2 separate regions of the Homo sapiens genome follow, and region 1 is linked to region 2. A link is an interaction called in ENCODE POLR2A ChIA-PET data of the cell type or tissue named here. Cell type or tissue: endothelial cell of umbilical vein. All regions are shown on one strand. Each heading gives the region's core, and the rest is flanking DNA. Links, peaks and the distances in the headings are about the cores only. Region 1 overlaps DLGAP1 (DLG associated protein 1). Region 2 overlaps DLGAP1 (DLG associated protein 1).

Evidence for each region. Peaks named below come from ENCODE experiments on the same cell type or tissue, not always from the same donor. Only the 100,000 strongest peaks of a DNase experiment are listed, where the experiment ranks them.
Region 1: POLR2A ChIA-PET joins it to region 2 with 11 read pairs; 2 of 35 experiments call an interaction of 5 or more read pairs at or near these places.

The regions. Positions count from the first base shown.
Region 1 is chr18:3,787,381-3,802,838 of GRCh38, forward strand. All of the region lies in intron 5 of DLGAP1 (DLG associated protein 1), which reads right to left. Among named protein-coding and RNA genes, the nearest start is that of DLGAP1-AS3, 83 kb to the right of the region's middle. In endothelial cell of umbilical vein, for the core only: no CTCF peak of the experiment used is centred there; a DNase peak (open chromatin) is centred at 7,441; H3K27ac peaks cover 2,253 bases.
Region 2 is chr18:3,651,718-3,667,175 of GRCh38, forward strand. All of the region lies in intron 7 of DLGAP1 (DLG associated protein 1), which reads right to left. DLGAP1-AS6 (DLGAP1 antisense RNA 6) reads left to right here and starts at 1,313. Exons shown (of 3, transcript NR_188002.1): 1 at 1,313-1,494; 2 at 2,988-3,098; 3 at 3,792-4,565. RefSeq lists enhancers at 867-2,066, 1,112-1,406 and a silencer at 14,052-14,346. In endothelial cell of umbilical vein, for the core only: no CTCF peak of the experiment used is centred there; no DNase peak of the experiment used is centred there.

The DNA of each region.
Region 1 (15,458 bases), core at 6,438-8,937, 130 kb after region 2:
TGAAGCAGGAGAATTGCTTGAATCTGGGAGGCGGAAGTTGCAGTGAGCCAAGATTGCACCACTGCACTCTGGCCTGGGTGACAAAGCGAAACTCCATCTCAAAAAAAAAAAAAAAAAAAAAAAAAAAAAAAAGGTAAACTAGTGGAAAATGAACTTCTATTAATATGAATTTCCTCGTGACTTCACTGTGGTTTGTATTATTTAACTAAGATGAGTCATACGAAAGTAGTATTACCATGAGTACAATGGAGGCTGCATGATCCTCTTGGCAGTTTTACCTCGTTCTTACCGGTATTCATTCCTTCTAAAATATTACCAGAAAACTATGCAAAATGTGGGCTTCCTTTTGACTCTGTTGGTGCTCAGAAACCGATACCCCAAAATATGGCACTTTGATATGTCGAACTGAAGAAGGCTCTCAAGGTCTCTCTGACCCCCCGCCCCAAGCTCTTATCCTCTGTCTCTTGCAAAACACAGGATGAAGTTCTCTGAAGTGCCCTCACCTGCCTAAAGTCTGGACTTGTCAAAAAAACAATTCCCTTTGGTTCTTTCCCAAGTCTTTATTAACTGGACTTATATCACAGGAAGAAAGACTTAAATCTGTCAACACGCCTGGACTGACTTCTGTCACAAACCATTGCCTGCTCTGTGGGTCCAATAGACTTTGTCTCAGGCCACTGCATGTTCTTCAAGCTCATTGGATTCCCCTAAGAAGAATTTACTACCCCTGTAAAAGCATCCACACTTCTCCATCCTCTTTTCCCTAAGAAGAGGGGTATACAAGCATCTGTGCTTTTTCCAAAGTCTTTCTTCATCTGAAACATGAGAGTTGGACTAGTTATAATTCCTCAGTTTCCTTCCAGTGCTAAAATTTGATCGTATCGGGAAAAGATGATAATATGGCAGAAAGATAGGGAGGAAACTTTTAAAAGATGAAGATAGGTGACTCCAAAACAACAGAATAAGCTAGATGTTTTTGCCTCATTCCCCCCTGCTTAATCCTTTCAATCCTCACTGCTTGGGAAAGGTCAATTTTCACTAACCTGCCCTGCCTTCAAAGGAAGAGACCATGGAGAGTGAGTTGTTTCTATCCCACAAACATTTCAAACCTGTGAGATACTAAAAATAATTTCTACTTCTACAACACCTTTTTTTCTGAGGATTACAAACAACTATGATTAGGTTCATCTGGCAAATGGGAAAATTTGCTCTTTGGGTTAAGTAGCTTTTCAAGGTCATTACACGTTGGCAGGCTCCTCTGGCACTCAGCTTTGTGAATCAGATGTAATCCTTACAGGGTCGGGCTTGGCAATCCTATCACTATCATTCTAGAGCTACTTTTGCCATATAATGTAGCCATTATAAAGGAGAGCTACAAAGCACCTGTAAATACACAGAGAAATAGTTATGAATCAATGTTTAAGTGAAAAAAGGGTAGAACACAAAACTACATGTCCATTATTGTTACAGCCACCTAAAAATATGTGTGCTATGAACAAAACAGTGAAAACACATGCTGAAAACAAACAACAGCCACAACAAAACCATTCCTGTTCTGTGGTGATATTACAGCTAATTGTTTCATTTTCAAACATTCTTCTAATGTGACAGATCATTTATACATTTATCGATTCATTCGCACAATTAATTTAGCACGTACTCTGTGCCAGCACCTACAGTGCTAGTATATCACAGAAGAAACAGATGGATATTATGGTGCTAGTCCTTGATTGAGCCCTCGCTGTGAGTCTAGCAGGGGAGAGACACATGTAGACGAACAGTTCTGACACAGTGCAATATGTCTCGTAATGAGGGCCTTTCGGATAATTTACTAGAGAAATGTTTAGAAGATATAATTAACAGACTTTAATAACCTACTGCAATAGAGGCTGTGGGAAGAATGGCAACAAACAGAGAGGAAAGAACAAGTAAGAGTCTGAGCATGAAAAGCCCCCTTGTGATAAGTTTCAACACAGAGGTGCCAGGGAGCCATCCAGAAAAAGCTGGAAACTTCTCAGAGATGTGGAGCTCAGACGGAAGGCCGGGGCCGAAGAGGTAAGTTTGGGGGTTAAAGTCAAGCAGATAATAGATGAATCTGCAAGGGTGGATGAGATTGTCTAAAGAGACTATATTGGATAAGAAGAGGCAGTGATCAAGGCAGGACCATAGGGTGTATCAATATTTAAAGGGACAATGAAGGAAGGGGACCCCCAAAAGACACTGAGAAAATGTCTGATTTTTAGGAAGAGAGCAAAGAGAGAGGGGCATCACTTAAGTCAACAGGAAAGTTCCTAGAAGATAGTGGTCAACAGTGTAAAATATTAAGGAAATGTCAAAAAAGATGAGCTTGCAGAAATATCCCTCGGCTGTGGCATTTGGGAGGACATGAGTGAGGTTAAGAGTGATGAGGACCCAAGAGTTAATGAGAAATATCAAGGAGGTAACAGATATGAAACAACAATAAAAAGGAAATATCTGAATTTAGGCACCATGCTAAGATAACTAGCAATGATATTTTTAATGGTCAGAAGCTATGTTTTAGGAAATATCATAAGCAGTAGCTCTGATACATAGATTATTTCAGAGTCAAAGAAAATTCTTTTAGCCTAACTGTGGGCAAATGTTGGTAAGTTCTTCATGGCTTTCAAATATCAACTAGGTACAGTAGCTGACTTTTAGTTTGAGGAGATGCCTATTAGCCCCCAGATGGTATGTTAGAATCAGTGGAAAATTGTAAAATTCTCAGTCTCCAAAAAAAATTTTAGAATGACCTTCTTTCTCTTTGTTCAGTTGGTAGACAAGCAGATGCCCAGTGAATGGTGGAACTTGGCTCTTCTTTGTTTGGACAGTTTCAAAATCTTCCTAAGTCTTTGCTTCTTTTACTTTTTTTTTCTTTTTTTTTTTTGAGACAGGATCTTACTGTGTCACCCAGGTTGGAGTACAGTGGCATGATGATAGCTCACTGTAGCCTCGAACTCCTGGGCTCAAGCAATCCTCCTGCCTTAGCCTCCTGAGTAGCTGGGTCCACAGGTGTGCATCACCATGACCGGCTAATTTTTAAAATTGTGTGTAGAGATGGGGTCTTGCTATGTTGCCCAGGCTTGTCTCAAAATCCCGGGCTCAAGTGATCCTCCTGCCTTGGCCTCCCAAGTGCTAGGATTACAAGCATCAGGCATTGTGCCTGGCCAGTCTTTGTTTCTTTAATCTTTAAAATGAATAAGTTGGATTAGGTCATGATTTTCATTATCTAGTTGATTAGAGGAAAGCAGGAAACAGACATCAGATTTAACTCAAGGAAGAGTATTTGCCTGCATTTCCTTTTAAATTGGATATATCCACGAAAGAAGTTGGGGAAAAGGGAAGGACTCATGGCTTGTAGGGAAGTGGATAGTGCATTTGTGGCGGCAGGCAGTGGGGAAGGTTTCCTTTGCAGGAGTCATTGTGAGGGGTTTGGCAGGGCTTCAGCATCTGTCACAAGGGGGTTGGTAGATTTATGTGCTTCTCTAGGAGGCCCCTGAACTTGCTTTCAGCATGAGATAAATCACTGTCACTTTGCAGACAGGCACAGACAAACATGGAGGCTACTTTCGCTTCATTAAAACAAAAGAACCAACCAGGCTCCCGCAGATGTGGTTTCTGCCTCTCAGAAATGACAGAATCAATTAGTGCAGGTTCACCTAGATGGTACACCATGGACATGGCTTTTGGGCTGCGGCAATAAAGACCTGTCAACTATGATGATGTTTCTGGGGAACGGTGGGGGAATATGTGGCAGCTCCTCAGGATATGAAAAATGATATCCCTCAGAAAAGTAGGCACAGGCATTGTAATAATACACTTGACAAGCACCTTATCTTCTAGGAACTTTGCAAGGCATGATGATAATTACTAATCAAAATTGGCTTAATATAGCGTAGCAGTACTCACTAGAAATCAGCGCAGATGGGAAGGCTGTGAAAACCAGCATTTTTTTCTCTTGTAATTTCATATACAGTTGTTACTACAATGGTGTCAGAAAGCTCAAAGTGGCTTATAAGAACAATGGATCCAAAAGTTGGCTTGAGTCCAGAGCTGTCAAAGCTTAGTCTGCACTGTATGATGCCATTTATTGAAGGAAGGTGATGTGCACATGTGCGTGTGTGTGTGTGTGTGCACGCATGTGTGTGTGTGTTAGACAGGGAAAGAGATGGATTGATAGAAATCTTATTCAGACAAAAACACAATATTTACTTAGGAGTCAATGATAATCATTATGCAATACATGGCATTATACACAGTCATGTATTTTATGTGAATTAAAATGTATTTTCCTAGAGAGTATAACAATTTCAGTAATACTGAATGTAATCTACTGAAATGAAGCACAATTGAAATAAGCAAATGAAGCTGGGTGTGGTGGTACACGCCTGTGGTCTCACCTACTCGGGAGGCTGAGGCAGGAGGATTGCCTGAGCTCAGGAGGTTGAGGCTGCAGTGAGCTATGATTGTGCCACTGCACTCCAGCCTAAGCAACAGAGCGAGATTCTGCATTTAAAAAATAAAATTAAAAAAAGGCAAATGGGCAATTCATCATTTTTTAACAGCAAAGTAATGTGTTAATCCCTGTCTGCTCCCACGTCCACACTGGGGACCACCCCCCACCCCACTATAGCTGGCTGGCTAGAGCCCTACCCCAGGCCACATCTAACCTGGTATCATCGCACTGCAGAAGCCCTATGCCCCAGCCCTGTAACCAGCTGGCCCTGTGTACTCACGGGCCTGCAGGGCAGCAGCCCTCTTCCCTAACTCCAGCTGTGGGTACTTAAGATATTATGATGGGGCTGGGCACGATGGCTCACACCTGTAATCCCATCACTTTGGGAGGCTGAGGTAGATGGATCACTTGAGGCCTGGAGTTCAAGACCAGCCTGGCCAACATGGTGAAACCCTGTCTCTACTAAAAACACAAAAATTAGCCAGGCATGGTGGTGCATGGCCTGTAATCCCACCTACTTGGGAGGCTGGGGCAGGAGAACTGCTTGAACCCAGGAGGTAGAGATTGCAGCAGTGAGCCAAGATCATACCACTGCACTCCAGCGAGACTCCATCTCAAAAAAAAAAAGATATTATGATGGGACATCTGCCTTGGCGTCATACTGATCTCTTTGATGGAAACTTTGACCTCTTACTTCCCTTCTCTCAACCCCTTCTGCATGGAGTTTGGACCTTGAGCTCTGCAATTCCATTTGCTGTCTTGGCCTCCACTGCAGACCAGAAGGAATGGGATGGTCCCACTAACCTGACAATGTGTGGCACCACCATCTGCGGCCACACCTCACCATACAGGCCAGCTTCTTTGGGCACCTGTGTCAGCCCAGATTGAGCCTGTGTTAGCTGAACTGCTGGAATAATGTACTGGGGCTTGTGCATGTACCTTCCAGATCCTGTTGGTCCTGCCTGACCCCTCAGCCTTGGACTCTGGCCCTGCTTCCTGGACAGAGCAGCCTCAGGATGGCTCATGCTGCTGCCATCTGTGAAGCCTGGCCACCGTGCTTCTTCCTCCACCTGCGGCACTGCTGGTGTCTCGACCTCCCTCAGGGACGGGTTTGCCCAACCCCATTGAGCCGCTGGGCCTGTGGAGGCTTTTTCACTAGGAGTCTCAAGGCCCTCAGTAAGTATCACAGCTCACAAGTGCGGCGCTGTTAATATCCCATGGAATACGACTCGACCAATGAAAGGCAGGAGACCAGGAGGAATTAGCAGATGAATTGCTTGCCCTCTCTCTCTGAGAAGGACTGTTTCAGCACACCACGGTTCCATATGGCCTCTCCAGAGTCATCCATGTGATCCAATGGCCAGCTCTGTTTTCTTCCACAGCCCATGTCTGATCCGTGAATGCACCCTGCCAGCCCTGCCCTCAGGATGGGCACATACCTGTCCACTGCCCCACCCTGTTCTCACTCTCACTGTCCCGGAGGGCTGTGTGGCTTTCCCTGACTTCCATCCTTGCCTCCCTCCAATTTCTTCTCGATAGAGCAGCCAGATTTATTCCTTTGAAGTGCTGCTCCTCCACCCAAGGCTGTCAGAGTCCCCGTGTCACTCAGAGTACAACCCAAAGTATTGACTTCCATTCTTCCCCCTTCCAATTTCTTCTTGATAGAGCAGCCAGATTTATCCCCTTAAAGTGCTGGTCCTCCACCCAAGGCTGTTAGAGTCCCATGTCACTTAGAGTACAACTCGAAGTGCTCCCCGTGGCCCATGCTGTCTGGCTCCCTTCCCTCCTGCCTTCTTGAGCCTAGCTCTCTCTTTGCGCTCTCTGCTGTGGCCACCCCTGCTCTCCTGCATGGCCTCCTGCACACCAGGCACACCTCCAGGACTTGCTGCTTTCTGTCTGACTCACTTTCCCCTTGCACAGCTGCATGCCCCACTCTGCGACCCCCTGACACTATCCCCTTGTGAGTGTGGCCTTTCGTAATCACTTTCTCTGAACAGCACCTCCTCCTGCTTAACTTTTTCCTTCTTAGCCGTTATCCTAGTCTTCCTTGCTCTTTATGTCACTTATCTGTCTTGCTGGTTTTTGTCTTCCCTACTAGGATGCAAGCTCTGTAAGGGCAGGGGCTACTGCCTGTTTTGTTCACTGTGGTATCCCCAGTGTCCAGCACAGTGCCTGGTACACAGCAAGGTTAAGTACCAGCTGAACAAATGAACCCATGAATGAACGAGGACACCACATATACTTAAATGCTTCATTCCTAACTCTGCACGTCTCCTCCCTTCTCCTTTGTCAAGAAGGGCCTGGCTGGCTAGGTCCCAGTTGTCTCTTAGTTCCACCTGCCCTCAGACTCTCCTGTTTGGCTGCACAACTTCCTTTAACCCTTCTCTAACTGTGGCAGCATGGAAGGTGACAGCTTGGAGGTCAGTGATGAGGCAGGAAACTTGTTAGCTAGGACAGAACATATACAGAAGAGACTCAGTGCAGCTGACAGTGTGCATTATTGTGATACATGTTCAAAGCCCATCTCAATTATAGGCATGGATTCATTTATTTCTGACTTCAAAACTCTCCGTGTCAAAGTCTTGCTCTTACTACCTTGTTGAACTTGACTATAGCAATGGGGAATGGCACCTGGAAAGGGTCCCGTGGAGAACCCACCCAGGATGCTGTCAGTCAGCACTGACCATGGGGCTGAAGGTGGAAGGTTCCTCTATGTATAAAGAGAGCTTCTCACACTCGGGGCTTTTGTGTGGGACAGGAAAGGCTGACATAAAACAATGGGATTGAGTCATTCATGTGGGACCATACGTAGCCACAAAGGTGTGACTTGGCCCACTGCCCCCCTAGAGGGCAGATTGCAGAAGTTGGCAGAAATGTCACCTAATTATCAAGGTGGCTGTGTGGCTGGGAGTTACTGCTCAATCTATTCAGCAGCGGAGGAAGCTCTGCCAGTTCTCAGCACATAGGATCTGGCTAATCTGATAACATATGGAGGAGAAAAAGTGCGTCACTGGTTTCCTCTCGCACCACGCCTGACTTCTGCAAAGCAGCTTCTCTCCCACTTATCTCCCACTGCGAAGCCTTAGGCATTCATTCCTGTGTGATGGAGTCAGCATCCTGAAGAATATGGAATATCTTAGAGATGCAAACGATCCAATGAATACTTATTTATTGGTCAGGGAGAATGTAACTGAAGCCAATTTCCCTTGTGAGTTACTCACTTACTTCCAAATTGGCATGAGTGTAAGACTCCGTGGACATATATAACTCATTCTAGCCAGGATCCAGAGGATCACAGAGACACCCACTGAGTGTCCTAAGTGACAGGGGAGATGGATGTCATGAAAAGCCAGGAAGAAACCCCCAAATTCCTTGAAACAGACACAGAGATTTTCTTATTGGAAACTAAGCTAAACACTTATTTAAAAATATATTTTCTCCCTTGTCCTCATCTGTTTTCTTTTCTCTTTTCTTTTTTTTGAGACAGGGTCTCTCTCTGTTGCCAGGCTGGAGTGCAGTGGCATGATCTTGGCTCACTGCAACCTCCGCCCCCTGGGTTCAAGCGATTCTCCTGCCTCAGCCTCCTGAGTAGCTGGGACTACAGGCGCCCACCACCACGCCCAGCTAATTTTTGTATTTTTAGTAGAGACGGGGTTTCACCATGTTGGCCAGGATGGTCTCGATCTCTTGACCTCGTGATCTGCCCACCTTGGCCTCCCAAAGTGCTGGGATTACAGGCATGAGTCACCGCGCCTGGCCTGTTTTCTATTTTTAAATTTACTTGTATTATTTATTTGTTTGTTTATTTTTAGAGATGAGGGTCTCACTATGTTGTCCAGGCTGGACTCCCAACTCCTGGGCCCATGCGATCCTCCCACCTCAGCCTCCCAGGTAGCTAGACCGGGAGATAGATAGATAGGCACATCACCTATTTTCTTAGGGTTCCAGGGCTTGTTGAATACAAATTATCCAAATAAAACACAAAGGTTCTCCTCATATATACCAACCAAAACCCACAAAAAAATTTGTTATCCTTGTATTGTATGATCTCGTTGGACATCTGGCAGTGCTGGGAGGAATGAGCAGGTGGAATGAGCAGAGCCGCAGGATTGGGCCAGTCTTAAAGAGATGCTATCCGATGGTCAAAGGGCTAATACGATTAAGGAGTTAAGGACCAACATCGCCCACTGAGTTATTGCCAATTAGTAGCCAGGTTTCCCCAGCAGCCCCAAGCAAACATTATCACCAGCATTGATTACTGATATCGCCCTTCTGTATCTCTGTTCTGGGTTCTAATGCAGACATAGAGAGAGAGAAATTAATTTGTGATTAAGACAGGCAAAGCACTCAGAACTGTAGACTCAAGATTGTCCTGGGAAATCTTCCATAGTGAAGATTTGGAGGGAACAACTCTTCTCTTCTCATTTCTCACTGGCATTTAATACTATGGAAAACATTCTGGTTGTGGAGTGTGAAGTCCTGGGCTTTTGGTTCTGCCCATGACCTGTCATTAATGCAACAGATTCTCCGGTATACAAAGGGGCTGTTTAATAATCAAATGAGATACAAATGACAAACTTTTACAATTGTAAAAACTACATGAAAACTTAATGATTTCATGAGTACTGTATATGAAAAATGTTTCTAATAATTGTAACATTCCATTGGTAGGATTCAGGTAGTGTGTTCTCTTAAGAGGCCCTAAAGAGAGGGAACATGCGCTGAGTGACAGCCCAGGAGGAAGCAGACACGTAAGGTGAGCTCGATCCACGAATATGCTCTAGACCTGTCAGTAACAGCCGCTTAGCCACTGAGCTAAGAGCTGAAGTCAGCAGGAGATGGAAACTGTCGGATCCTCACCATGCTATCAAAGCAAATTCCAGCAGCAGGCACATTGCTGGTAAAAATAATGCTCAGAATTCATATTTTAATCACTTAAAATGCATTTACTCATAGTTTCTTCTTCATGGCTGAGGTGCATCACGACCCTTCCATGAGCTATTATACTCAAAGATAGAAAATAGTATCAGATGCTATGGACTGAATTGTTTTCCTCCTGATTCATATGTTGAGGCCCTAATGCCCAGTGTGATGGTATCTGGAGATGGGGCCTTTGGGAGGCAATTAGGTTTAGATGTGATCACAAGGGTGAGAACTTCATGATGGGAATAGTGTTCTTATAAGAAGAGACACTGGAGGCCAGGCACGGTGGCTCCTGCCTGTAATCCCAGCACATTGGGAGGCTGAGGCAGGTGGATCACGAGGTCAGGAGATCGAGACCATCCTGGCTAACATGGTGAAACCTTGACTCTACTAAAATACAAAAAATTAGCTGGGCGTGGTGGTGCACACCTGTAGTCCCAGCTACTCAGGAGGCAGGGGAATTGCTTTAACCCGGGAGGCAGAGGTTGCAGTGAGCCGGGATCGCGCCACTGCACTCCAGCCTGGCAACACAGCAAGACTGTCTCAGGAAAAAAAAAAAAAAAGAAGAAGAACACTCAAGAGCTCTCTCTCTGTCTGCCACGTCAAGACAGTGAGGAGGTGGCCCTATCTGCTAGCCAGGAAAAGGGCCCTCAGCAGAACCTGACCATATCGGCACCCTCATCTCAAACTTCCAGCCTCTAGAAAATAAACTTTTGTTAAGTCACCCAGTCTATGGTATTTTGTTATAGCAGCCTGAGAATACTACCAGATGTAGGTCAAAGGATGAAAAATATGAATAATAACAAAAGAAAGAAAGCTTTGTACTGTTAAAGGCTGGTGAGCATGAAAACAGAAGCTTCTGAACAGTTTTAAAGCGGGAGGGAGGGGTCAGGTGGGTCACTACACATAGTGTTGGAAGAGTGTGTTTTGCCCAAATTGATCAAATGAGAAAAGGACTCAGTGTATCATAATGTACTAGGGAAAACAATCTGGGATACTGTAAGTCCTGCTTCCCCAGTGATATGGTTTTGCTGTGTCCCCACCCAAATCTCATCTTGAATAGTAGCTCCCATAATTTCCACGTGTTGAGGGAGAGACCTGGTAGAAGATAATTGAATCATGAGGGCAGGTTCCCCCATACTGTTCTTGTCATTGTGAATAAGTCTCAAGAGATCTGATGGTTTTATAAGGGGAAACCCCTATCGCTTGGCTCTCATTGCCGCTCTTGCCTTCTGCCATGATTGTGAGGCCTCCCCAGCCACATGGAACTGTGAGTCCATTAAACCTCTTTTTCTTTATAAATTACCCAGTCTTGGGTGTGTCTTTATTAGCAGCATGAAAATGGACTAATATCCCCAGTCATTGAATTCCTGTAAACACAGGCAAACACATTAGTTTAGAATAGGTAAAACACTTAGTGTAACCAAACCCGAGGTTAATCATTCAACTTGCCAGTGAAACGCTTCCAACAGAGGAGAGGAGTCAGTGAGAGACGAATAAAGGACAGAGACACAAAAGCAGCCACACAGATCCATAGTCAGAGGACAAAGCTGGAGGCAGCTTGGTGGAGCAGGTTGCTTCATGGTCAGCCAGTGAGCCCTTTGGGGTCAATGAGGGAAGGAAGTACCTTCCTTTTAGGGACAGGGACAGGGACAGAGATGGACCTACAGGGATCAAAGGCTACAGGCAGCTACAATGTAGGAAAAAAACACAGTCCAGGGCCGACCCTGGGGGATTGACTTGGAGAGGAAAGTAGGATTCCAGTTCCCTGAGGAAGAGCCTCATGGGACTTGGCACATGGAGGGTGGTTGAGTACCCTGGTCTCTGAGCGTATCTGTTTCTATGGTTTTATCGTTGTCTATTCCCTCTAAGGTTGTTTATTTATTTACTTATGTATTTTTGAGTAACATTTGTAGCTTGCACACAGGAGATGCTAAGTATATGCTTACTGTATAGGGCATTCCAGGTGAGGTGCTTAACATAAGTTGCTCAGTTAACTCTCACAATATTTATTTAATAATAGATAATTAGAACCATTTTTAATTTAAAAATTTTAACATTCTGATCTCACTTAATGGCCTCAATAGACTTTTTTTTTTCTTTCTTTCTCTTTTGAGATGGAGTCTTGCTTTGTTGCCCAGGCTGGAGTGCAGTGGTGCAATCTCGGCTCACTGCAAACTCCACCTCCCAGGTTCAAGCGAGTCTCCTGCCTCAGCCTCCCCAGTAGTTGGGATTACAGGCACCTGCTACCACACCTGGCTAATTTTTGTATTTTTAGTACAGACGGGGGGTTTTCACCAACTTGGCCAGGCTGGTCTTGAACTCCTGACCTCGTGATCCACCAGCCTTGGCTTCCTAAAGAGATTACAGGCGTGAGCCACTGTGTCCGGCAATAGACCCATTTTAAAAATGAAAAAGAAAAAGCCACAACCAGAGAAGTCACTCACATAAGGCTGCAAATTTGTAAAGTCCAGATTTGTACACTGTTCTGCCTTCTCTTATTATTTCAGGCTGCCTCTAAGTCAGCAGGACTGGGACCCTACAGGCATGGGTGCTACCAGAAAGGGAGAGGGAAGAAGAGGAGTGTGGCTAAGGCGTGCTGTCCCTTCTGCGGGGGTTTCTTCATAGCGTTCCTCTCATTCCTGAAATTATTCCATTTCCAGTGGTATTGAGGGTGACCAGCAGACCCTGTTGTACCATGTCACTTAAAAAACGTAGTGCCTTTTTTTTTTTTTTAAATACAGGAAACACAAAAACATTGTTAATATTTTAAAATTATCATTTGAATTTTACATTGTTACCTCCGGGGCACAGTGAATGATCATGGAAGCTAGACAGAGGCTTGCCAAGCTGTCTCCCCGCAATACTCAGCTCAGCTACTTAAAGTGTAGGTGGTTGCTATGGGCAACCACTTAAATAAACTCAGGGAAAGTGTTGGGGAGTGAGGGCTGCGGAGTGCAGGCAGTTAATGGATTTACCTAATTCAAAACAAAACAAAACACCTATAAATTTTTCCCCAAGGATCATTCCTCCCTCCCGCTAATACTCCTCTACCTGAGATGATTGTTTTCTTTAAGACAGCCAAGGAAAGAGAAATGACAATGAGGATCTTAACCTGTTATCTGAATAGTGAAGTCCATCTCAAAATATTCAAAAAGGAAGAGAAGCTGGAAAATTCTAACTGTTGATCAAATATTACCACTGCTGTAAGTTAAAAAAAAATCCACCTAATTTTAAAATGGCCCCTAGATTGTTCTTCCCATGGTAGATTGCTTATACTCAACCCCGAGTGGCATAGTCTCAGAACCCAGTCTTCCCAGCAGGGAATTGGAACAGCAGGTTTTATGATTATACTTTCCTATTTTGGTGGGTGGGAACATATTTTACTTTATATCTTGCTTTTTGCTTCATTTTCATTTTCTTTAAGTGATTAAGTGCTTTGAGATGCCAAGCCTTCATGTTTATTGAAGTTACTTTTACACTTTTAGCTAATTCCTGCACTCTTGTCCAAGGCCTGTACTCCCATGACCATGCTGATATGTTATGAATATCTCTTTTTGTTATAACTAGGCCTTTTTGTCTTCCATTCCTTTGCATAAAGAATATTACCCATTCAACTAGGGAAGTGGTTGTATAAATTATAGTACAGGAATATAATGGAATACTTTGCCATTGTTAAAAAGAGTGTGGTTAACCCACAAGCATTTATATAAAACAATGTTTAAGACCTAATTTCAAGTGAAAAGAGCAAATTGTAGAACAGTATGTATAAAGAAAGTTTAGACATGGGTATATATAATATATGCTTAGAACATTTCTGAAAAGATTCATAAGAAACAGAATTCTTACCTCTATGGAGGGCTAAAAAGGGAATGAAGAGGGGAGGGGGACTTTAACACATTATTAAAATATTTCTTGGTGGTGTTAAAATTTTTATGAGTATTATATTTTGTAATAATAAAAAAGGAAATCTTCCCATTATTTCTAAATAAAAAAGAGACATGTGGGTATGGTGTATATTGGAGAATGGCGTATCACTACGGCAAGCAAGACAAAATAATAGCAGCAGCAACAAGGAGATCTGACCTGTGGTATTAGGCTGTTTTTGGGTCACTAGAAAGAAATACTTGAAGCTGGGTAATTTATAAAGAAAAGGGTTTTAATCAGCTCATGATTCTGCAGGGTTTATAGGAAGCACGGTGCTGGTAGCTGCTTCTGGTGAGTCTTCAGGAAGCTTACAATCATGGCTGAAGATGACAGGGTGTCAGCATGACACACGGTGAGAGCAAGGGAGCAAGAGGGTGGGGAGGTGCCACACTCTTGAACAACCAGATCTTGCGTGAACTCAAAGTGAGAACCCAGTCGTGTTGATGAGGACGGCACCAAGCCATTCATTAGGGATCCGCCCCCAAGACCCAAACACCTTCCACCAGGCCCCACCTCCAACACTGGGGATTACATTTCAACATGGGATTTGGAGGGGACAAACACCCAAACTATACCACCTGTCCTTGGTTGGCTTTTGATTTTTGGTGTCCTTATTTATCTGTGTAACTTCGTATATCAGCCCTTTCCGGTACCATCCTAATCTCTGCTTCTACCATTCTTTCCCTGCAGCAGTACAACTTTCTCTTGTCTCTTACTTGATTTCAAACTGTCTCCAATTTGTCTCTCTCTATCTCATCTAGAGGCAGGCTAGTATAGTGGTTGATAACATGGGCTCTGAATTCAAATCCCGACTGTGACACTTCTAGCTCTGTGACCTTGGAAAGTCAATTAAATTTATGTGCCCCAGTTTCCTCCTTGTATAACCTAGTTAATAATGATTCTTGTCTTATAGGTACTATTAGTTATTATGTGAATTGTGTCTGGCACAGAGGAAGTGCTTCTAAGTGTTAGTCATTACTATTCTTCAAGGTGATTTTTTGGGGGGTTAAAATTAGATATATTTCAACAAGAAAAACAAATAAAGAAGCCAAAAGAAAAAAGTAAGAGAAAAGCACAAGAAATGCAGCAAAAACCACCCAGAAAGCCTCTTCACGAGAAGAATGACTGCTGAGATGTTAGAAGATATCCTTCCATACATATATACTCATGTAAATAATATAGAATATACTTTCATCTAAATAAGAAAAAAAATCTCTCTTGTAATTGGCTTTTTGACTCCACGCCACGCAGGCCATCTGTGTTTTTGTTTGTTTGTTTGTTTGTTTGTTTGTTTTTTTGAGATGGAGTCTTGCTCTGTCACCCAGGCTGGAGTGCAGTGGCGTGATCTTGGCTCACTGTAACCTCTGCCTCCCAGGTTCAAGTGATTATTCTGCCTCAGCCTCCCAAGTAGCTGGGACTACAGGTGTGTGCCACCATGCCTGGCTAATTTTTGTATTTTTAGTAGAGATGGGGTTTCACCATATTGGCCAGGCTGGTCTTGAACTCCTGACTTTGTGATCCGCCCGCCTCGGCCTCCCAAAGTGTTGGGATTACAGGCATGAGCCACCGACCCCGCCACGCAGGCCATCTTTCTAAAACAACACTTACATCACTTCATTATCTGGCTCGGCTATCAGTGGTTTCCTATTGCTCACTTTATTAAAACAAAATGAATTCTCTGGATATGTAAGGATCTTACTTAGAAAAGTCCTCACTTTCTATCCAAAGATGGCTTCCCATTTTTAAATACTCTTCTAATACATCAGTCAGCTTAATTTCTTTATACTCAGACAAAATTCCTCCTCCGTAGTCTGTTGCCTCTCAGTGATTATTCAGATTCCAAATCGAATCCTTTCTCTTTCATGAAGTCATCCCTTCCTATTTTCAATTCCTATTAGTTTTTCTTTTTTTTGGACAAATATAGCACTTTTAGTTAGCGGTAACATACATAATGTAATTTCAAAACTTACAAATAATGATACAAAATTGTTTTCATTGCTCTTGGCGGCACTGAATCGTATATGTGCAGTGGAGACAGAGCCTTATAGCTCTCTTGTCTCCCTCAGGGCATTTAGCAGCTTGAAAACTTTGATTCCTCTGGAAAGAAGTCTTGGTTGAGAGTGAGATGACTTGG
Region 2 (15,458 bases), core at 8,155-10,654:
ATCCCAGCACTTTGGGAGGCCGAGGTGGGTGGATCTCTTGAGGTCAGGAGTTCGAGACCAGCCTGGCTAACATGGTGAAACCCTGTCTCTACTATAAATACAAAATAGCCGGGCGTGGTGGCGGGCACCTGTAATCCCAGCTACTCGGGAGGCTGAGGCAGGAGAATCACTTGAGCCCAGGAGGCGGAGGTTGCAGCGAGCCGAGATCACGCCACTGCGCTCCAGCCTGGGAGACAGAGCAAGACTGTCTCAAACACAACAACAACAACAACAACAACAAAAAACAAAAAGCAAAAGTTAGCCGGGCGTGGTGGCGCGCGCCTGTAGTTCCAGCTACTCAGGGGGCTGAGGCACGAGAATTGCTTGAACCTGGGAGGTGGAGGTTGCTGTGAGCCGAGATCACAACACTGCACTCCAGCCTGGGCGACAGAGCGAGACTCTGTATCAAAAAAAAAAAAAAAAAGAAAAGAAAGAAAGACACAATGACAAAGGCAGAGTTCACCTACAGAGGGAATGACATCAATACATTAGGAATATTTTTAATACATTAAATCCCTTTGGGGTGTTTTTGGACACCTGGCTTGTCATACTATGAACAACAGAATTTCCTTAAAAAGTTTTTATTTTAGAGACAGGGTCTCGCTCTGTTGACCAGGCTGGAGTGCAGTGGCGCAGTCATAGCTCACTGTAGCCTCAAACTCTTGAGCTCAACTGGTCCTGCCACTTCAGACTCCCAAGTAGCTAGGACTACAGGTGTATGCCACCACAACCAGCTAACTTTTACAAAATATTTTTTGTAGAGATGAGGGGGACTCGCTCTGTGGCTCACGGCCGTCTTGAACTTTGAATACCTGGCCTCAAGCTATTTTCCTGCCTCGCCCTCCCAGAGTGCTGGGATTACAGGTGTGAACCACCGCACCCAGCCCTCATTTATTTGATTTCTTCAGAGAGGCTCATCTGTTCCTATATTTAGAAATGTGGAACTTTTCCAAAGAAGACAACCTTCATTTTTTTCATACGGGCTTTCAAAAGAATGTGATGTCCTTTTGGTGTTTTAGATTCTCACCTATGAGGTATAAACAAATCGCCTTGCAGACAAGTCTCAACACAGAACACATGCTGCTTATCACTGGCAAAGACTTGCATCAGCCTGCCACCACGGCTGGCTCATCTTGTCCCTCCAGGCCTGTGCCTGCTGGAACACTCCCACTCCCCATGTCTGAATACACCACTTCGGTTGGACCAAGAGTTTCCAGCTCGGGTGGCCCCTCCTTCCCTGGAAATAAATAGCTGCCTATAGAATATCAGAGTCATTCTGACTCAGGGGTGACTCAGCTCTTCCATGACCTGTGTTCCCACTTCTCCTTGATAAGGCCAATGTTTTGGCCCTACTGGTGAAAATATGTAGACCTAACATCTATCTCCCTGCTCCAGTTTCAAGAGAAAAGACCTTATTCAGAGAAATATTTAGAAGACTCTTGTGGAATTCTTGCTGTGAGTGGTTTTTCCTTCCCTGCCATTGGTGCGACTGTTTCCCCCTTCCGTCAAATTGCTGTCTAGATGTTTCTCTCTGACCCCAATTTTCTCGGAGTTTGGGATTATCAATCTAAAATCAGAGGTGAGAATTCATCAGTGTTATCGATAAGACTTTGCAATTATTTCTTTCAAACTGAACTTTTTCCCTATTCACTTATTTTTCCTCATTGCAAAATAATCAAAGCATTGATGAGTGTTTCTGTTTAAATTCAAAGGACATTCCACCTTTAACCTTAGCATTCATGAGACACAAAATGGGTTTTTCTTTTTGCTGATTTAAAAAGCTGCTATGAAGCTGCACAGTGCGGAAGAGGGCACCCCTGCTCCAGAAAAGAAGAAACAAAACTGCCTGCCATAGACACTTGGTAGGGAGTGGCAAATGGAATCTTGGTTTGTTTTTCTCTTAGGACTTTGACAATTATTTTTCCTTGAAAAGAATAAGAGAATCTACCTAAAATATTAATACTAGTTTCAGAGCTCTAGGATAATATAGAGCAGAGTCTCTTTTTTTTAAAAAAGGAAAGCGGTTTCATTTCTGACAGTGGATTTCTTCCACTGATGTGCACACTCTTTGACATGAAAAGCTGCACGAAGCTGCCTTGAATTCATTCTGCAGATGGAAAGTTGCAAGTACGGTAATTAGCTAAGCAGTGGCAAGGCCGACCATCTGAGGTTTGATTTCTCATCAAGAGATAGTGTCCGACACACGTGCCACTGAGCATGCTTGTAAGAGTTCCACGTTTCAGATGCACTGAGAATGCATGCATGGAACACACGTCCCCCCAGCCCAACAACCGCACTCCCAAATTGCCCCTGCACACATATATTCTAACACGGTTACAACACAGCATGCTCCCGAGCCTCAGACAATAAGCTGCCCAAAAAGATGCTCAAGCAACAGTCGCAGTGGGCCTGACTTCTGGTATCCGCAGCCACTCCAGAGAACTTCCTGTGAGCCCCAGGGACTCAGAGGAGGCTGAGTGATGAGGAAGGTGGCCAGAGGCTGCCGGACTAGCCCCAAGCAGTCACTCTGCTTCCTGCCTTTGTTTTCCCTCAAACTCTCATCTTTCTGGAGAAAACAAAACCCTGTCCTGGGGGTGTAGACCAGCCATGACACCCACTAATAACCTCTAGCAAAACAATAGTTTTAAAATTACTTAATGCTCTCTTGACTTTCTGACTTTTAAAATGAAAATTGTATTTTGTCACTGTATCCTTTTGTTGGCAAGTGGAATACTGCACTCAAACCAAGCAGGCAATGTAAAACTATGACTTCAAAGCCATTCCTTGATAAAACATCAAAACGGCCCAGAGTGAACCAACTGTTATCTGTAATTCAACAGATAATTAACTGAAACTCAGTGCTCAAATTGCTACTGGGAGTTTCTGCAGCCAAGGTCATTCTCATGGTGCTGCTTGATTTTGTTTCTGTGTCTCTTATATCGTTTTAGGCAGGGAGGAACTTGGATTGTCCTTCAGTAAAATTCCACTTTGATGCGCAAAGCGAACTTGAATTTCTGCTTGGCCTACCACAGGCCTGCAACATGCACTTTCTCCTCGAGGTGAGAAGGTCTTTTTCTCTCCACTCTGAAACACCGCTGCCTGCACCTTTTGCTGAGTTTAGAGTAGCATCATACTTTCTGCCACGAATGCCACAAATACTGCCTTTTCAACTTGGTTTTGTAAAATGTAATGGTACTAAATCCGCCAAAGGGATAAAGCACCCTTACTTTGGATTTGCCAGTCCCATGGGTACATAACTGACCTACTACTCTCCCACCTCCCAACCTTGAAACTCCAGCCCCCTGAACGGCCTCACCACTCCAACCCCCACTGCAATTTCCCACTCCCCACCTCCATGCATTGCCCATTCACCAAGCCAGCCACATCTCCCTTTAAGTTGAAAACTCACCCGAAAGCCCACTACCTCTTCCATGCAGCCTCCCCTGATTAAGTGAGGATGAAGAAACCTCCAAAGCATGGCCGACAAACTCCCAATAAACGAGAACACACACCCCCCCAAAACAAACACAGAAACTCACAAAAGAAGAAAATGACACATTCTCTACTTTTGATTTGTGAAACTCCTATGGGGCTAAGGAGATCAATTTTATACCAATAAATCATTTCAGAAAATGAAGTCATTTTAATATTCTTGGGGTTACTCAGCAAAACACTTTGCTTGGACGTCTCTTTTGTACTTTCCTTAAATTCTTCTTCCTTTTCTTCTCGGCTTTTTGAACGTATGACTGAAGGGAACTGCCACTCACTGACACGGACAACAGTAAAGGAACTTGGTCTTCACTATGCCTCATAGTGGTGGGTCACACTGCCCAGGAGGAACCCGCAATGAGACCGGCAAATGCCTTAACCATCTCATTGTCTCATCAGGAAGAAGCTTAAATGACTCTTCTTGCTCACATACTTCCTGGGCAAACATGTCTGCTCTGTTGGGATAAAGGACGCTCTAGACCAGGCTCTGCTGAAAGATCCAGGGCAAAGGTTCCTGACAAGACTATGTCCAGCCTCAAATAAGGCCACAGAAGAGCCCAGGCTCGCTGACGAGCACCGGCTCCGAGGCAGTCACATCAGGAGACAGAAACAGACATGTTGGTGCTGCCCTCTCAGGTCAGTGCAAATGCCACTTGAGGAGGGCTGAGAGCTTTGCAGCATAAAATGACCAGAACAAGGAGAAACACAGATGCAATGGCAATAGCTGGCAATTCGCACATGGCGTCAAACACCACTGCCACAGAAGCTTTTTAGCTACAAGCCACGCTATGCAACCTTTAAGCAAAACATTATTGATTTTGTGGTTGTAAAAACATACCTTCAACTGCAGAACTCAGTTTTATGACACCTTGAATAAAAACAAAAAGTGGCAGTTATATAATGGACCCAAATCGCCTTTTCCAGGCTTCTCATAACACACGCATGCTTCAGATTTGGATTTTTCTTTTTCTGCTGGCATTGCAAGAACGTAACTAAACAAATATCAACTTCAAAAATAAAATAATTTTTAGTCTTAACTAGGTCTCATGGATGTCTTCTTTTCCCCCACTAAAACCATTTGGGGAAATTTTTCACTAAAAATGGGATCAAACATGTTTTTGGATGGGACAAAGGCCAAGTCTGCCTGAGTGACTATTTCTGTGTATAAATTATACCAGATTATGGATCAATAAAAGTTCACACAATAGGATGCTAGGGACCAGCACTTCCTCTTTGATACTGTATCTAGAGATCATCTGATGCATGTTAGGACAGAGTTTCTGTTGAAACATGTAACAGGTGGTTAAAAACCATGGTGTGATCTGGTAACTTTCTTCTCTGGGGTGGTTGGGCCAGAGCCCTTTTCTTGGTCTGATGGGTTTAGATTTCAGCTCCCTCAAGTCAGAGAGTGAACGGGTTATCTGAGCAAGTCAAGTTGTTCATGAAGCAAGTCAGTACCCTTGACTGATATTTATGCACCTTTGCAGTGAATTTTTTTTTTTTTTGAGACAGAGTCTCGCTCTGTCACCCAGGCTGGAGTGCAGTGGCGCAATCTCGGATCTTGGATCTCGGCTCACTGCAACCTCTGCCTCCTGGGTGGACGCCATTCTCCTGCCTCAGCCTCCCGAGTGGCTGGGACTACAGGCGCCCGCCAGCACGCCCGGCTAATTTTTTGTATTTTTAGTAGAAACATGGTTTCACTGTATTAGTCAGGATGGTCTCGATCTCCTGACCTTGTGATCCGCCCGCCTCAGCCTCCCAAAGTGCTGGGATTACAGGCGTGAGCCACCACATTTGGCTTTTCGGTGAATTTAAAGGTGAAAATACCAAACTAAGATAAATTAGACCTGATAACAATCATTTGATTTAAAGAGCACTTTTTATAAGTCATAGTTAAAAATAAATAATATTATCTAATCTTACGCAATAGTCATGATCATTTAGGCTGAACAAAAATGTCTGCAGTTTCATTCGGTTGAAGTCCTGGTTCTCTTTCAAACTGGAGGAGTTTGCAAACAAAATTCTTTTCAATACTGGTAAATCAAATTGGTATCTGTATGAACATACACTGATTTTTAACAGATTATGTTCACATTGCTCTTCCTTATGACTTTCTGGAAAAGCTGCTTTTAAGTTTGTTTCCTATTGAATTTCATCTTTCCTGCATAACCAATGGTGTCTGGTCCAACGTTGAGTAAGAAACACTATAGGGGAGGAAGTATGCATATACATGTCCATATGTTTATTATAAATTTTGCTGATACGAAAGATATGTGGCACACAGTCTATAAGTAACAATGAAATATACAGTATTCTTTATGGCAAATTCCATATAGTGAATTGGTTCCCATGGAATTCTTTTTTTTTTTTTTTTTGAGACGGAGTCTTGCTCTGTTGCCCAGGCTGGAGTGCAGTGGCGCGATCTCGGCTCACTGCAAGCTCCGCCTCCCGGGTTCACGCCATTCTCCTGCCTCAGCCTCCCGAATAGCTGGTACTACAGGCGCCCGCCACCGCACCCGGCTAATTTTTTTTGTATTTTTAGTAGAGACGGGGTTTCACCGTGTTAGCCAGGATGGTCTCGATCTCCTGACCTCGTGATCCGCCCGCCTCGGCCTCCCAAAGTGCTGGGATTACAGGCTTGAGCCACCGCGCCCGGCTCCCATGGAATTCTTTTGTTCATCTTGGCCAAACTCTTGTATCTGTAGCCAGCAGTTCAACCATGATCAGACAATCATTCATTCAGTTGCATCTCAGTTTGCCCTTTTCCCAACAAACTTACTATTATTATATCTTTTATGTGATATAAGTTATTTTTATTAAATAAGCCTCTTTCAGCTTCAATACTATGTCAGTACCCATACCATGGCATATTTGTCACTGTACATAAAGTTGGGCAGAGATGTGCAGTGATCACACCAGCATGTAGTATTTCCACCATACGGGTATGGTAGAATGTAACCTCAAGAGCATGGATAGAAACATGACTAGGAAATGATGAGTTTTAAATGTTTATAACTTTTGTTTTTGATATAATTTATCTAATTGTAAGTTACACAATTTAATTTGTAATAATGGGCTTCCAAAATGTCTGAAACTGTAACGTCTGGCTCTTGCAAGCTGGTATGAACCCGCTTTAGGGCACCACTGCCATAACTGATGCTTCCTTGTGTCAGGCCCAGGGAAGACCTTGAACTTCAGAATACTTCCTGAGATCTTCATAAAGGGGGTAATCATTTAATTGAACAAGACAAATGGAAGTAAACTTAGGATTTGCTATTATTTTTTGCCAGTTATTTCAAAACCTGTGAAGCCTTTCATTGCAAAAATAAACTATACATACATCACCTTAGAGATAACAGTCATTGACAATCAACTAGTATAATCACAATATAAATGGATTTGACATTCTTTTGGTCAGGCAACTAAACCAAAACGCAAGGTCAGGTACAAGTAATTGACTTATTAAGCAATGACCTCATCTTTTCAGAGTAGAATTCTTATATACATCAGAATATCAAGTTTTTCAGCCATATTCATTTTTGAGTATAATCATGGTGTCAGCAAATGTCATTCAACTGAAAAGACAACAATGTGCTCTGATCAGTATGTAGAAACAGAGTTCATGCAAGAAAACAAGAAAATTTAAACAAATCATCAGGGAAGACAGGGGTGGCAGTGAAGGAGAGCCCAATCATCATTTACTGAGTTGGGGAAACAAGGTAAGCTCAAATACAAACAAAAATTAGATCTGTAATTATCAACATTGTTTTAAGAAAAACGTGTGATTCACTAGCTCCAAATAGACTTCTCTTATATTTTTAAACCCCAAGTCAAATTATTCTGTATAGTAAGGTAGGCCTTTATATTGGGAAGTAACTATGTTACAGTGAAAATTTAGAATTAGCTATATCTAGTTAGATACCTTATATTAACATGATACACAAAATTGTACAACGAGTGGGAAAGATCATTTATCTTAAAATGTAAATGTTTTTAAAAATTTTGAATATTTAAGAAGGGATTGATGTTGATATTAAAAAGCTACACATAGCACTGCTGACTTCCAGGACACACAATAGACATTATCTGGTGTGTGGCTGACATTGACATTGCCTGGAATTCAGGGTAAGCCGTAACACATACATTTATACACACACACACACACACACACACACACACACACACACACGGATGCTACCACCCCCCGCCGCCCCCACCCCCGGTTTCTTTTTCATAGTCTGCAGAAGTGTTTGAAAATACAATTGAAAACAACAACAAAAAACAAACTCAACTGTTTTTCTCTCAGCTCAATATCTTTTTTTTTTTTTCTTATTTTTTGAGACAGAATCTCCCTCTGTCGCCCAGGCTGGAGTGCAGTGGTGCAATCTCGGCTCACTGCAACCTCCGCCTCCCAGCTTCAAGCGATTCTCCTACCTCAGCGTCCCGAGTAGCTGGGACTACAGGCACGCCTGACCACACCCAGCTAAGTTTCGTATTTTTAGTAGAGACAGGGTTTCACCATGTTGGCCAGGATGGTCTTGATCTCTTGACCTCATGATCCGCCTGCCTCGGCCTCCCAAAGTGCTGGGATTACACGCATGAGCCACCGCGCCCGGCCTATTTCCCTATTTCTTCTACTTCATCTCACATGACTTTTCCCCTTATTCCGGACCCATTAGCCACATGGTTTCTTTCTGTGCTTTGCAATGCTATTTCCTTTCTGCCCTTGGCTGGTGTACTTGCGGCTCGCTCCCTCTTGCCTGCTGCCCTAAACTGCCCAATCTTCCTATAACCAGCTCTTTTCTTTTGTTCACATTTGACTTCAAATATAACTTCCTCAGAGAGTCTTCCTTGATTACTATATTTAGAGCAGGCCAGAAATAACTCTATCCCATTGCTCTTATTTATTTATTTGTTTACTTAATTTTTATTTTTTAAAAGGATTGGGGGTGGGGGTCTCACTTTGTTGGCCAGCCTGGCCTTGAACTTCTGATTTCAAGCAATCCTCCAGCCTCAGACTCCCAAGTAGCAGGGACTACAGGTACCTGTCACCACAACTGGCTTTCTTTTATTTTTTAAAAATAGCACTTTTCACTGTTTGCAGTTATCTCATTGATTTCACATCTGCGTCCTTGTTTACCTCTGTCCTCCTCATTAGAATATAATCAGAAGGAGAGCAGGAACCTGGTCTGTTTTGTTTGCTGCTGTAACTCCTCTGCCCAGAAATTTGTAGCATAGAGCAAACACACAAAAAATATTTACTGAATGAAAAGGTGATCATTCCCGAGTATCCTCAAGGAGGATCTTATCAATCCCAGCAAATGTACTTCAAATACGTTATTTCAATTATGGATGTTATTGAGCTGAGTACTGAGATTTCATTATATTGACCACTGTCTATTTCTACTCAGAGGCTGTTCTTTATAGGGAGTTAGTCAAAATCTATGTGCAGAGTGAATACATATAACTTGCAGTAAATATTTAGGTGTTTTAGGGTTCCAATATTGGCAAGGTATCTGACAAGTAAGTTTATTGGCTACTTGGAGACAAAATTACGCCCTAAATGGACTTCAAGAAATATTAGTTAACTAACTTTATATTCAAATACCTCAATAATCTGCAGTTCTCTTGTCTCAACTGTCATCACCCTGGGCCAAATTATGACAGCAATGTTCACAGGAAACTGTATGATAAGGCACAATAGAGAAAGAGGAACTAAAAAAGAACTTCAGCCTTTAATATCCTTTTTCTAAGTTATTCCCATGCTGCAGGTGGAGAGACTTTTTCAAAAGATCATGTGACAGCCTTCCAACTCTTATTTTATTCATTTATTTTTTAGATGAAGTTTCACTATGTTTCTTAGGCTGGTCTCAAACTGCTGTGCTCAAGTGATCCTCCTGCCTCAGACTTCCAAGTAGCTGAGATTATCGGCATGTACCAGAGTGCCCAGTGAAATTCTTAAGACAAAAAGCCTTAACATGACTGCAAAACCCTCTATGATGTCACTTATAGGTGAATAAAAATGGCCACAAATTCTTCCACACTCCTCCCACAGACAGGTGGAGGCTATGTCTCCTCTCCTTGAATCTGGGTAAGCTCTGTGGCTGCTTTGACCATTAGAATACAGAGGAAATGATGCTGTCTGCCCAGATCTCATGAAACAGGCAGCTTCCCCTCTGGTGTCATGGACCACTCCCTCCGGGAAGCCTGAGACAGCAGGTTACAAGTCCTGAGACGGTCCTGATGGAAAGGCCACATGCAGACACTCATAAACATCAGCTGAGCCTAAGTGTCAAGTTTAGGCAGAGGGAAGAAGCTGTAAGGTCTTTTTTTTTTTTTTTTTTTTTTTGAGACAGAGTTTCACTTTGTTGCCCAGGCTGGAGTGCAGTGGCACGGCCTTGGCTCACTGCAACCTCCGCCTCCTGGGTTCAAGCAATTCTCATGCCTCAGCCTCCCACGTAGCTGGGATTACAGGCGCCTGCCACCATGCCTGGATGATTTTTTTTTTTGTATTTTAGCAGAGATGGGGTTTCACCATGTTGCTCAGGCTGGTCTCGAACTCCTGAGCTCAGGCAATCCGCTCATCTTGGCCTCCCAAAGTGCTAGGATTACAGGAGTTAGCCACTGCTCCCGGCCAGCTGTAAGGTCTTGAGAAGACTGCTGGTGAAGGCTGGGAGGACTGAAAATTGTCACTGGAGCCTGGAGAAAAGGTAACTCTATTAATGTAGTGGCAGAGAATTTGCTAACATTATCACTTGTAGTAATGTGGAAAATAGAAAATATACCCAAGGAACCCACGGATTTTAGTAAGAAAACTTCTAGGCAGAATGCTTAAAGTGCCATTTAAAAATTTAAAAAAAAAATTTTTTTTAAAGCTACACACAGTAAAAGGTGCAGGTAGAGAAAGATGAGTCAAAAAAGAACTGTTCAGTTTTCAAACAAAATTTGGAGACAATAAAGAGCTAGAATGTGTTGAGTAAAAACAAAACAAAACAAAACAAAAATTGTTTTAACACTCCTAGGGGGTGGCTGTAAAATACCTTTTAATGACTGTAGAAATATTTAAGGATGTACCTCATAGAGTTTCCAAAATAGACAAAAAGGCTTTTAAGAATCCTAAGGGTATTGTCCCACAGCACCCAACTCTGAGCCCAGACCAAAAAAGGGACTATCTTGAAGAGAATTGTAGGTATGTGTTTCATTTAACAGAAAGAAACCCAGTAAGATTCAAAGGATGCCCACAAAGATTATGAGAGAAGTGTATTAGTGGACACATAATCAGCTTGGACAAAGCAGGCAGAGGTAAAGTGCAAAGAGTCCTTAGAGCCCCCAGACTTTTATGGGTGAGACATAAGCTGAGAAGATTATTCAGCTGAAAGTGCTATTTCTTATGGAAAGGGGACAACTCAGAAGGTGCAACAAGAGTCTGGAGGGTGGATCCAAGAGCCGCAGAGAATCATTCCAGAGAGCAGGACTCGGCCCTCCAGCCAAGGAACTGGCAGCATGTGGATTTCAGACTTGCTATGGTAATGCCTGGCGTATAGCTGTTTATCCACTCTTTGAGTGGGAATATCCCAAGCACTTATCCCATCCCTGTATTATCAGTATACGTTGGACATATATGAGGCAAATACCTTTTTCATATTGAGAGGTCTTCATATTGAGAGAAATTGTATAAGACAACAGCATCAAATGGGCCCCATCAGCAACTGAACCTTATTTAGATGGTAAGAACCTGAATCTCGGCTGGGTGCCGTGGCTCACGCCTGTAATCCCAGCACTTTGGGAGGCCAAGATGGGTGGATATTCTGAGGTCAGGAGTTCGAGATCAGCCTGACCAACATGGTGAAACCCCGTCTCTACTAAAAATACAAAATTAGCCGGGTGTGGTGGTGCATGCCTGTAATCCCAGCTACTTGGGAGGCTGAGGAAGGAGAAATGCTTGAATCTGGGAGGTGGAGGTTGTAGTGAGCCGAGATCATGCCATTGTACTTCAGCCTGGGCAAGGAGAGCAAGACTCCCCCTAAAAAAAAAAAGAACCTGAATCTCAAACTTGAGCTTGAGATAAGGTTTTTGAAGTCTTTAGAAGGGGTGAGTATATTTTGCCTTACAGAAGATGTGAATAATTTGTGTCCAGAGGCTGAAGCATGGATGACTAACGATGACCACAGATTATTTGAAACTCTTCCTATTGAGAAGTGGCATCTTCGTTATTCCCTTTGGTCTGAGTGGGCTTGTGGACTGCTTTGGCCGTCACCAAGAATATGAAGGAAAAGATGCTCTGCCAGTATCTGGGCTCAGACCTTAAGACCTTAAGATTTCCTATCTCTTGTATAGGAACTGTCTCTGGAAGCCCTGAACTGACATGTAAGGAGTCTTGAAGCCGCAAGGCTGGAGGTGCCAATTACAGGTGCTCTAGTCAACAGTTACCATATTGCTACTGATCAGGAGCCCACACTCCCAGCCATTGAAATGAAGGTGCCAGGCATGTGAATAATGCTGTCTTGGACTCTCAAGACCAGCCCAACTGTGATGGTTAGTTTGTGTGTCAACTTGACTGGGCCATGAGGTGCCCAGAGATTTGAACAAACATTATTTCGAGTGTGTGTGAAGGTGTTTCTGGATGAGATTAACATTTGGATCAGTTCATTGAGTACAGCAGACTTCCCTTCCTAAGGTGGGTGGGTCTTGTCCAATGAGTTGAAGTCCTGAATAGAACAAAAAGACAAAGTAAGAGAGAATTCTCTGTCTCTGCTGGGACATCAGTCTTCTCTTCCCTTTGGACTTCGACTTGAACTGGAACTTACACAATTGTTCTCCATGTTCTCAGGTCTTTGGACCCAGATTGGAACTATACCATTGGCTCTCCTGGGTTTCAAGCTTGCTTGCTGACTGCAGATCTTGGGACTTCTCAGCCTCCATAATTATGGGTCAGTATACACACACACACACACACACACACACACACACACCCACACACACACACACACACGGATATACTACTTCTCTGGAGAACTCTGACTAATACACCAACTTCTAGCTGAATGTGGAACAGAAGAATTGCCCAGCTGAACCCTGCCTAAATTCCTGATTCAAAATCATAAGGTATAATATAATGATTGTTTTTCAGCTGCTCCACATTGGGGTAATAAGGTATGTAGCAACAGATGACAGACATAGTCAGCTGTGCATACATTTTCTGACTACACATGTGCCCTGTCCCTTAGCTCTTGGTACTCCAGCCACATCACCCTTTCAGTTCTACTAATATTGAATGCAGAATTAGCACGTGCCATCCCTCACCCTTCTTGATCCTTTGACTCTTAGCTAATGAGGATTTTCTCAGGGAAGTTCTCCCTGAGCCTCTAGATTAGTCCCTTTGTTACAATAGATCCTCCCACAAGAACTGTCTCTTTCTTTCAGCGCAGTTATCTCTGTGATTATTTGATTGACGCTAGTCTCTACCCCTAGATGGTAAACTCCATGAGAACAAAGGGTAAGACTGCTTTTGATCACCAGTGAATTCCCCGAGTTCAGCACCATGTCTGGACATAGTAAGTGCAGAATAAATATTTGTTAAGAAGGTGAATGAAATATTTGAAGCAGCTGATAAAGACTCCCTTCTCACCATAGCTTTTAATAACCATGTCAATATTCTTTTCTTTGCACCTTGTGAAAATCTGGGTTCTCAGCCATTGTAACTGGGAAAGACTGTGACTTAATATGAGGCCACTGGTCCTACTATGCTATTGTCTGTGACGGCAGCTAAGCACAACTGAAGTTGCTGGAGTTCCTTTTTGTAACCGCTGGGGAAGAGGAAGCACAAGAGAGCCTCTGGGTGTGTGGGCGCAGGAATGCATAGAGAAAAAAGTAATTAGTGCCTGTTCACATTTATGTCTTTAGTTGGAAATTAGGGAGCTCTCCTAAAAGTCTAAAGAAAATCGTGGATGCTCAAACTGTTTAAAATGTTTCTAAATTTAAGTTTAGAAACAATTTGTTACTAGATCAGGAGCTCTTCCCCCTCCCCCCAACCCCTTCCTCTAAAAATGGAAGAAATAATTGCTGCTTCCTTAGTGCTGTTAGGAAAATTCTGTACCTTCCATAACCATTGCTCTCAGTATTATTTTCTTAATACCTAATCTGAATTCCTACTGTTTTAAAATGCATTCCCCTACTTAGCTCTACGGATATGGAAAATACATGCTCCGCTGGGAATAGTCTTTCTTAAAATATATCTGCTCTGCTTAAAGATTAGTTTATCATTTTTGCCACATATAAAATAAGCTCAGGTCTCTACAAGTGCCCTTGTAATTTCCATTTCATAAATTTAAAAAATATTTTGTTTTACCTCGTTATATTTCTAATAGTGACCTCCAAATGGGTCTGTGTACGATATTTCATTAAATGGGTTTAGTAGGCTTCCAAAGGGAGAAAAGAGGATTTCCATTTCTGCATAATATTCTTGCTCTTTTAAGAAGAAAACACCTCTACAGTGGCAGGGCTAATATGTCGACAGGCATATTCCGTATCATTTATGTAAGTTAACACATTCTGAGGCTCTGCCCATTTCCACTTCTCTGATTTGTCCTCCCTCCCTGAGTGCACAATACTGCATTTGTCCCTTTTGAACATGTAACAGATTAAAGAGCTGGGCAGGAGGCAGATGTAGGGGCACCTTTGATCTCTCATCCTTGGAGGTTAAGGGAGGGCAGACACCTGGCGGCTGCCGAGCTGGAAACAAAACACAGGCCCAGACTGGAATTACCTTAAAGGGAGCCCGGCTCCAACCGCAGAGGCAGCTGGAAGCGCTGAATGGGCACCGGGGGAAGAGAGCCCCGCGGTCAGGCAGAGGACGCAACAGAGTCCTAACAATGTGATCCAGGCTACCCGAGAGCTGGTTAGAATAATCCTTCCTACGCAGAAAGACCCAGGAAACCTTCCAGGAAAGACTAGGCAGCCGCATTGAGAAAAAACGAAAAGTAAATCTTTTGCAAATAATATCACAAAACTTCCAGCTGTGCACAAATACTGAAGGGCAATTTTGATGACAATGCAGGAAGCTTTCAAAGAAAGGATTTTTAAACATATTTTTTCCTTGGCGGAACTCTTTTTAGTAAGGATTTCCACCTTTGCCCCAGGATCCTGCCAATGTTCTTAGTCAAAGCCAGACCCGAGTTTCCTAGGATTCTTCGGTGAAACTGCATTGCCCCCTGGCGTTTGTGTGCTGTCATTACGCCGCACAGATAAAGCCCATGGAACACCTACCAATCCGAGGAAGGATGCAGCTCCTGGTTTCATCTACATGGAGAAACCTCTCTTAAAACACAGGATCAGAGAATGCAGTTCTAAATGGCAAATCTAGACTTGGTTTGACAAGACATGGAATGAAACTTTGAAATTAAAACTCCTTCCTTTTCCATCCTTAGCAGAATCTCCTGAGATGTTCAAGTAGCTCTGGAAAGAAACTGATCAGATTCTAATCTGTCAATTTAAAAAGTTTTTTTTTAAACAATTTTTAAATTTGTTTTAGAGATAGGGTCTTGCTGTGTCATTCAAGCTGCAGTGCAGTGGTGCAATCATAGCTCACTGCAATCTTGAACTCCTAGGCTCAAGGGAGCCTCCTGCCTCAGCCTCCGTAGTAGCTGCAACTACAGGCGCCCACCACTACACCCTGCTAATTTTCTTATTTTTAAATTTTTTTGTTTTGTTTTAGAGATGAGGTCTCACTGTGTTGTCCAGGCTGGTACTCCTGACCTCAAGTGATCCTCCTGCTTTGGCTTCCCAAAGCTCTGGGATTACAGGCCTGAGCCACTGTGCCCGGTTGCTAATTTGTCAATTTTTTTTTTTTTGGGAGTCAGGGTCTCACTCTGTTGCCCAGGCTGGAGTGCAGTGGTGCATCTCAGCTCACTGCAACCTCCACCTCCCAGACT